2 separate regions of the Homo sapiens genome follow, and region 1 is linked to region 2. Evidence: read pairs that join two places in POLR2A ChIA-PET (ENCODE). Cell type or tissue: MCF 10A. All regions are shown on one strand.

Region 1 (4,000 bases), 89 kb before region 2:
CACTCACTGCAAGCTCCGCCTCCTGGGTTCACGCCATTCTCCTGCCTCAGCCTCCCGAGCAGCTGGGACTACAAGTGCCGGCCACCACTCCCGGCTAATTTTTTGTATTTTTAGTAGAGACAGGGTTTCACCATGTTAGCCAGGATGGTCTCGATTTCCTGACCTCGTGATCTGCCTGCTTCAGCCTCCCAAAGTGCTGGGATTACAGGTGTGAGCCACCGCACTCGGCCCATGTTATTTATTTTTTAAAAAGAAAAAGGCTGGGCACAGTCGCTCACACCTGTAATCCCAGCACCTTGGGACGCCAAGGCGGAGAGATAACTTGAGATCAGGAGTTCGGGACCAGTCTGGCCAACATGGTGAAACCCCGTCTCTACTAAAGATACAAAAATTAGCTTGGCATGGTGGTGTGCAACTGAAGTCCCAGCTACTTAGGAGGCTGAGGCAGGAGAATTGCTTGAACCCAGGAGGCAGAGGTTGCAGTGAGCCAAGATCGCTCCACTTTTCTCCAATGACAAGGTCTTACTCTATACATATTCCTATATACTGTGCTTGAAATTCTCACAGATATAATACTGTTTATCCTCTCATGCACCAGTCTGCCAGCCCCAGGTGCCTTGGAGTTCCATGAAAAAATGGACAAAGATTTACATGCTCTACAACCAGACTCTGGGATTGAATCCAGCTCTATCCCCTTTACTAGCTGTGCAATCCTGGATCTGTTTCATCTTTCCTTGCCTCACTTACATCTGTAAAATGCAGATTATAATCATACCTCCCCCTAGGATTGTAGGGAATAATTAAATGGTTAATACATGGAATGTACTTAGAACGACTGTAAGCACAGATATGCACTCAGGTTACCTCTTATTATCAGATGTACTATAATCTTAAATTTATTCAAAATTGCTACTGACTGAAAAATACGTGATTTTGGTGGGTGTGGGGAGGAAGTAGCGAAAAATAAAAAGTCCTAGCTGGAAAAGCAAATATAACTGTTCAAGGGCTATTAAAATGCAATGATCAAGAGACAAGGAATGAGAGACACATTTACCCAGGGGAAGAACCAAAACATAGCTAGCCTCAAATGCCAAGTAAAAAGAAAAGTAAACTTTATCTCTGCAAATGGGAAGCCACTGCATGTTTCTAAGCAGGCAAACTGTTGGGATAAGGGGATGGATCAGGATGGGCAAGACAAAGTTAGGAAGCTATCACATTTGAGGTGAACAGACCCTGGAACAGAATCATTCAGTCAGCAAGACATGCACCTATCATATTTAAGGTCTTTAAGGAGTTTGTTTACCTGTAAGATTGGGGAAAGGACCCAGGCGTGGTGGCTCACATCTAAAATCCCAGCACTCTGGGAGGCTGAGGTGGGGAGATCACCTGAGGTCAGGAGTTCGAGACCAGCCTGGCCAAAATGGTGAAACCCCGTCTCTACTAAAAATACAAAAAAATTAGCCGGGTGTGATGGCGCAGGCCTGTAATCCCAGTTACTCAGGAGGTTGAGGCAGGAGAATCGCTTGAACCTGGGATATGGAGGTTGCAGTGAACCAAGATTGTGCCAGTGCACTCCAGACCGGGCAACAGAGTGAGATTCTGTCTCAAAAAAAAAAAAAAAAAGATTGGGATGGGGGTGTCACATGCAGAGATCTATATAATACATGTCAGAACTCAGCACCACCAGAGTGGTACAATGGCAAAGGCCACTTACAACTAGAGGAACAAAGTAAGGTTTTCAGGAGGAAGACTTAGTAGTTAACCTGGCTCTGGCCAGGCGTGGTGGCTCACGCCTGTAATCCCAGCACTTTGGGAGGCCGAGGCGGGTGGATCACGAGGTCAGGAGTTTGAGACCATCCTGGCCAACATCATGAAACCCCGTCTCTACTAAAAATACAAAACAAAATTAGCTGGGCGTGGTGGCGTGTGCCTGTAATCCCAGCTACTCAGGAGGCTGAGGCAGGAAAATTGCTTGAACCAGGGAGTCGGAGGTTGCAGTGAGCTGAGATTGCGCCACTGCACTCCAGCCTGGCAACAGAGCGAGACTCTGTCTCAAAAAAAAAAAAAACCCACAAGTAAAATTGTACAGGTAGATATGAGAAAAGGAGCTTTCCTCACTAGGCATCCAATAGCAATGGAAATAGAACTCACAGGAGTGAAATCTGAAACTGCTTTACACATACATGGCATTCAACAAATAACTGACTAGACGTAGAAGTGACGAAGAGGAAAGGAATCAAGGTTTCAAAACTAAGTGACTACGAAATCTAAGAAATCAGTTTGACACTAAGTATAGTAAAGCTAAGAAGAAGGTATAATTTAGATGAAATTTTTAATTCAGTTTTGGATACTTCAGTTTGCTCATGCTGGAGAATCCATGAAGGCACATTCAACCTTTGAAGACTTTTTCTTTTTTTAATTACAAATTGGAAGTAGCTACTAGATTTGACACAGAGTTCAGAAACTTATTTTCAACCAAACTTCCTAATTAGAAATAACATTACCAATTTTGGAAATCTTTAGAAAATTAAAAAGATGCCTATCCAAAATGTCCATATTATGATTCTCCTAGTTAAAGAAAATAAATTAGTAGCTGCTTTGCAGCTTATACTAATCCAATAGCAATTTATAAACACCATTAACAAATGGCAACCCTCTTCCTTCCCACAAGGCCACTTGGTCATTCTTAAGTAGAAAGTTCCTCACAAGCTCACAAGGAGCCCCTCTGCCCGGCCAGCCGCCCCGTCCGGGAGGGAGGTGGGGGGGTCAGCCCCCCGCCCGGCCAGCCGCCCCGTCCGGGAGGGAGGTGGGGGGTTCAGCCCCCCGCCCGCCAGCCGCCCCATCCGGGAGGGAGGTGGGGGGGTCAGCCCCCCGCCCGGCCAGCCGCCCCGTCTGGGAGGGAGGTGGGGGGGTCAGCCCCCCACCCGGCCAGCCGCCCCGTCCGGGAGGGAGGTGTGGGGGTCAGCCCCCCGCCTGGCCAGCCGCCCGTCCGGGAGGTGAGGGGCGCCTCTGCCCGGCCGCCCCTACTGGGAAGTGAGGAGCCCCTCTGCCCGGCCACCGCCCCGTCTGGGAGGTGTGCCCAGCGGCTCATTGAGAACGGGCCATGATGACAATGGCGGTTTTGTGGAATAGAAGGGGGCGAAGGGTGGGGAAAGGATTGAGAAGTCGGATGGTTGCCGTGTCTGTGTAGAAGGAGGTAGACATGGGAGACTTTTCATTTTGTTCTGTGCTAAGAGAAGTTCTTCTGCCTTGGGATCCTGTTGATCTGTGACCTTGCCCCCAACCCTGTGCTCTCTGAAACATGTGCTGTATCCACTCAGGGTTGAATGGATTAAGGGCGGTGCAAGATGTGCTTTGTTAAACAGATGCTTGAAGGCAGCATGCTCCTTAAGAGTCATCACCACTCCCTAATCTCAAGTACCCAGGGACACAAACACTGCGGAAGGCCGCAGGGTCCTCTGCCTAGGAAAACTAGAGACCTTTGTTCACTTGTTTATCTGCTGACCTTCCCTCCACTATTGTCCTGTGACCCTGCCAAATCCCCCTCTGCAAGAAACACCCAAGAATGATCAATAAAAATAAAAAAATAAAAAGAAACCCTCATTTGGGCTCAGAGCAAAAAAAAAAAAAAAAAAAAAAGAAAGTTCCTCACAAAATGCATCTTATTCCCAAACCACTTATAAGCAACATTAGCAGCTTGCCACAATCAGCATTCTATTTTTGTTTTTAGAGATGGGGTCTTACTGTCACCCAGGCTGGAATGCAGTGGCATGATCATAGCAATCCTCCTGCCTCAGCCTCCCAAAGTGGTGGGATTACATGTGCAAGCCACCATGCCCAGTCTATCTCAAAATAAAATAAAATAAGCAATTAAAAAAAAACACTAACTGTGAAAAGCTTTAAAATTTTTAGAAGAAAACAGAAGAGAATATCTGTATGAATTCAGGGTGAGGAAGGATTTCAAACAAAATTCTATAAGTACAAACCATAAAGGTAAAGA
Region 2 (4,000 bases):
TCAGGTTCAGCCAAACCAGGACAGACCCAGCCACCCTTGTTTCCAGCCCAGCCTACAAGCCTCCTGAAACCCACCAGTCTGATGGTAGCCTCCCCTCCCTGTTCTCCCAGGTCCCACACCCAGACAGTCCCCTAGAAGCATCCTCGCTGGCATGGGGAGGAGCCCACCCACAGCCCATTGGCCCCACCTTATCCTGGGCTCTCCGCACCCACACGAACTGTTTCATCCTGTGCCCACACCCCAAGGGGCAGGGAGGTGACAGGATTAGGCTCAGGACTCCATGGGGGTGTGGGGATGGGGCCACCTCCCCCCTGAGTCAATGGGAACAGAACTTGGGTCTTCAATAATCATGTTCTTCCCTCCCCTTCCAGGAAGAAAGAGAAATCGCCTCCCTCCAAAACCAAGCCCAACCAGAAACCTGTCCCCACCCCCTCATCAGCTGCTCCCAGATCCGAATGGGATTTGCAGAAGTCCTGAGCACTGGTGGTTGGTGGGGTGAGGGAGGGGAGGGGAGCTTTGGTGGTCTAAGGTGTGGGCAGAAAGAGAGAAAAAAAGAGAGTAAGGGGGGAGGTATCAAAGCCTCAGGCTGGGGAATGATGTGGCAGGTCCAGGGAGTGCCGGCTTGGAGCCTTTACCTCATTCTCTAGTGGGAGATTGGGGCCCAGAGAGGCTGGGAAGGAGGGCAGGCAGGAGAAGCAGATTTACTTCTGTCCCCCTCCTCCCCGAATCAGGCTGGGTGGGCTCCAGAGTAGGCCTGGCTGCAGGGGAGGCGGCCCACTCCCCAGCTCCCGCCCTCACCCCAAACAATGCCGCCTCCCCCTCCCCCTCGCCTTTATCCGGCGGGTTACTTGGCAGCAGCGGCTAGAGACCTCCCTCTCTCCTCCCCTCCCTCCTTTCCCCTCCCCGCCGGCCCGCAGCAGCAACAGGCCCTTTGCGCGGCAGCTGGACGGATGGGGTGGGGGCGAGGTCTGGGCCAGGGCCTGAGGGTACGGGCACTAAGGCCGAGGCGTCGGTATGCAGGGCCCAGGCCTGAGAATATGGACCCCCGACACACTCAGGCTGGGGTCACATGTGCCACGGGGGATGGGGAAGGGGACGGAAGCCCTAGCTCAGTAGAAGAGGATCTTCAAGGCCCGGGGTGAATCGGGAAGGGACGTGGGGGCGGGGAAGCTGAGATGGCACTAAGCTGGGGCAGAAGGGTCACCCCAACAACTCCCGCGCGGGGTCCCTGCGGCTCCCGACGCCCGATGCGTCCGGCACCCGGGGTGGGGGAGGGGGCAGCTGTCAGAGGATGCATCGCGAGCCTGGAGCCGCCGCCGCCGCAGCCTTTATTTTTAAACTTCCAAGTGGTCAGAGGGCGCGGCAGCGGAGGGGTCCCCGCCCAGCCGGCCGGCCTCATCCTCGGCCGCCCTGCAGCCCCTCCATCTACCCCCATCTCGCCTCCGCGTGGCTCCCGGCATACCTGGGGGTGCGCCCGCCCCCAGCTCCGCACGCGGGCCGCTCTCCATGGCTGCGGCGTCACTGGGGGTCTCGGGGTCTCAGCGGCGGCGGCGGCGGCGGCCAGTGGCCAGGACAGGGGTCCCGCGGCGCATCACGCCCGGCCCGGCCCGGCCCGGCAAGTAGCGACTCGGAGGCGGGGGCGCTCCGGGGAAGGTCGAGGCAGGTGGCCCGCGAGTCTCGGAGGTGCCGGTCGCCCGGGGTCTCTCGGCTGCGGTCGCGAACCCGTTCCCCGCCCGGCGCCGGCCCAGTCCCGGCCTCGGCCCAACCCTATTGTACCGCCCGGGCTGGGCCTGGCCTCTCGCTGGCGCGTACCAAGTTCGAGGCGGGGGGGTCCACCCCAGCAGCGCCCCGGGACCCAGCCCCCCGCGCCCGCGCCGTCCGCGCCGTTCGCGCCGCCCCCGCCCCGGAGCCCCGCGCCCGCAGCCTCCCGGCGCCTCTCCCACGGCCACGGCCGAGCGGGCTCCACGGCTCCAGGAGTTCGCCGCGCTAGCTGCCTCCCCCTGCGTCCGCGTCTTGGTACGCGCCGCAGCGCCTGAGGACTAAGTAGGGAGCGCTCGGGTGACTCACCCGCCGCGGGGACTGGGGGAGAGGGGGAGCAGGGCTGGGACTCCCCTTTCCCACCCTGGAGTTTGGGGGCTCTGGCACTGGGGCTGAGAGGGCAGCTTCGAGTCCAAATTCTCGCTCAAACCCACCTAAACCAAAGCGGCCCGGGGGACGTCGGGAGGCATGAAGGAGAGTCACAAGGAGACCCCTGAAAGGGTTTCGCTTTCTCTCCCCTGCTGATGGCTGGGCTGGGGACAGGTCTGGGAGCCTTGCTGCCGCCCTTGCTCCGGCATTCTGCGCTTGTGTCTTCCCTGCTCCTCTGGGGGTAATTACAGCCCTGCGCAGCTGCCTTACCCAGGTCTCTAATCTGCTGGGTCCCTCCCGGCTCCAAACTGGGTGGTCCTAGCCCTGGACCTCCCCCACCCCCACCAGACGACCCCGCCAATCACCCCAGAAGGATTTTCTCCCAGTGGTCTGTCGATGAGGGGGTGGTGACCCCCTCCAGAATCCACTCCCCAAAGTAGCCCTGCTTCCCAGCCCTCCAGAATGGACTCCCAGCCCCCTTGTTGGTGCCAGCTGAGGTGAGGGCTTCAAGCCAAGCCAGGCCCAGCCCGGGGCAGAGTGGGGAGCTTGCTGGGAAGGTGGATGGATGATGGTGGTGCTGCTGCAGGGACTTGGGTTGCGGGGGAGGAGGAGGGGCAGCTGTGCCCTGCCCACCCTGGCCCTGCCCTTTGTCCTGACTTCTAGAAGGTCAGTTCTCTAGTTCTTCATTGTCCAGAGATTAGGCCCAGTGAGATACTGTCCCCCTTGCCCCCCTTCCCTCCAGTTTCTCCTTCCTTTAAGCAGCTCCAGAAAGCGGCCATTTGGAGGGATAGAGTGGGAAACAAAAGGGTCAGGGGCTCAGGCAACCTGGGAGCAGCCTGTCCTGGGATGTGTGCGTATCTGGGGGCTTGGACACTCTTGGGAAGGCCTGGGAAGGGAATAGTGTCCCCTCTGGCCCAAAAACATTAGAAAAGGATGATGATAGAAGGGCGGCAACTGGAGCCAGTAACCTTGAGCTAGTGACTTAACTTTTCTAAAATCTAATTTGCTCTCCTACAAAATCAGAAAAATAGTAGTGCCATGAGGTATCTTGGGGTCTTTGTAAAGATTAAATAAGGCAATGGAAATGAAGTGCTGAGCACAGAACCTGGCATCTAGGAAGTGCTCAGTAAACAAGTATAATGGTGATGAAGGCATTGATGAGTAAAAGTGGAAGGACGAGGAGCAGATCCCCCATCTTTGTGTCAGTCATCTTATCTGCAGGGTGGGGGGACTGCGGGGATGACGGAGTTCATGACAGTCCTTTGTGAGGTCAGGGGCCTCACAGCCTGCCTCTTCCAGAGCTGGACAGGCCAGACCTGACTCAGGCAGTGACCAGACTCAGGAGAATTCAGGAACACGTATGGGGAGAGAGCCCTCTGGAATGGTTCTTCTCCCACCTCCCACCCCTTGTCTTGAGATTACTGCAGGGATGGAGATGGATGGATGGATGGATGGGAGTCGCGAGATACCCACATTGGCTACGGCTCAAGACTAGTGGCTGGCTGTGGTGGCTCACACTGTAATCCCAGCAATTTGGGAGGCCAAGGTGGGAGGATCCTTGAAGTCAGGAGTTCGAGATCAGCCTGGCCAACATGGTGAAACCCTGTCTCTGCCAAAAATACAAAAGTTAGCCAGGTGTGGTGGTGGGTGCCTGTAATCCCAGCTACTCCAGAGGCTGAGGCAGGAGAATCGTTTGAACCCCAGAGGCGGAGGTTGCAGTGAGCCAAGATCATGCCACTGCACTTCAGCCTGAGCAACAGAATGAGACCCTGCCACAACAAAACAAACAAACAGCCAAACAAACAAAAGGAATAGTGGAGGTGGAAATGGCAGCTAAAAATGAACAGATAGGCCAGGGACAGCCCACGTAGGA

What was found. Peaks named below come from ENCODE experiments on the same cell type or tissue, not always from the same donor. Only the 100,000 strongest peaks of a DNase experiment are listed, where the experiment ranks them.
Region 1: POLR2A ChIA-PET joins it to region 2 with 10 read pairs; 14 of 35 experiments call an interaction of 5 or more read pairs at or near these places.

Annotation. Positions count from the first base shown.
Region 1 is chr1:36,242,791-36,246,790 of GRCh38, reverse strand. All of the region lies in intron 1 of THRAP3 (thyroid hormone receptor associated protein 3), which reads right to left. Among named protein-coding and RNA genes, the nearest start is that of THRAP3, 20 kb to the right of the region's middle. In MCF 10A, no CTCF peak of the experiment used is centred here; a DNase peak (open chromatin) is centred at 2,170.
Region 2 is chr1:36,153,926-36,157,925 of GRCh38, reverse strand. MAP7D1 (MAP7 domain containing 1) reads right to left here and starts at 1,766. Exons shown (of 17, transcript NM_001388490.1): 1 at 1,463-1,766. The coding sequence starts at 1,508. It also overlaps a transcript of TRAPPC3 not described here. RefSeq lists silencers at 705-834, 1,575-1,964. In MCF 10A, no CTCF peak of the experiment used is centred here; DNase peaks (open chromatin) are centred at 875, 1,785 and 2,045.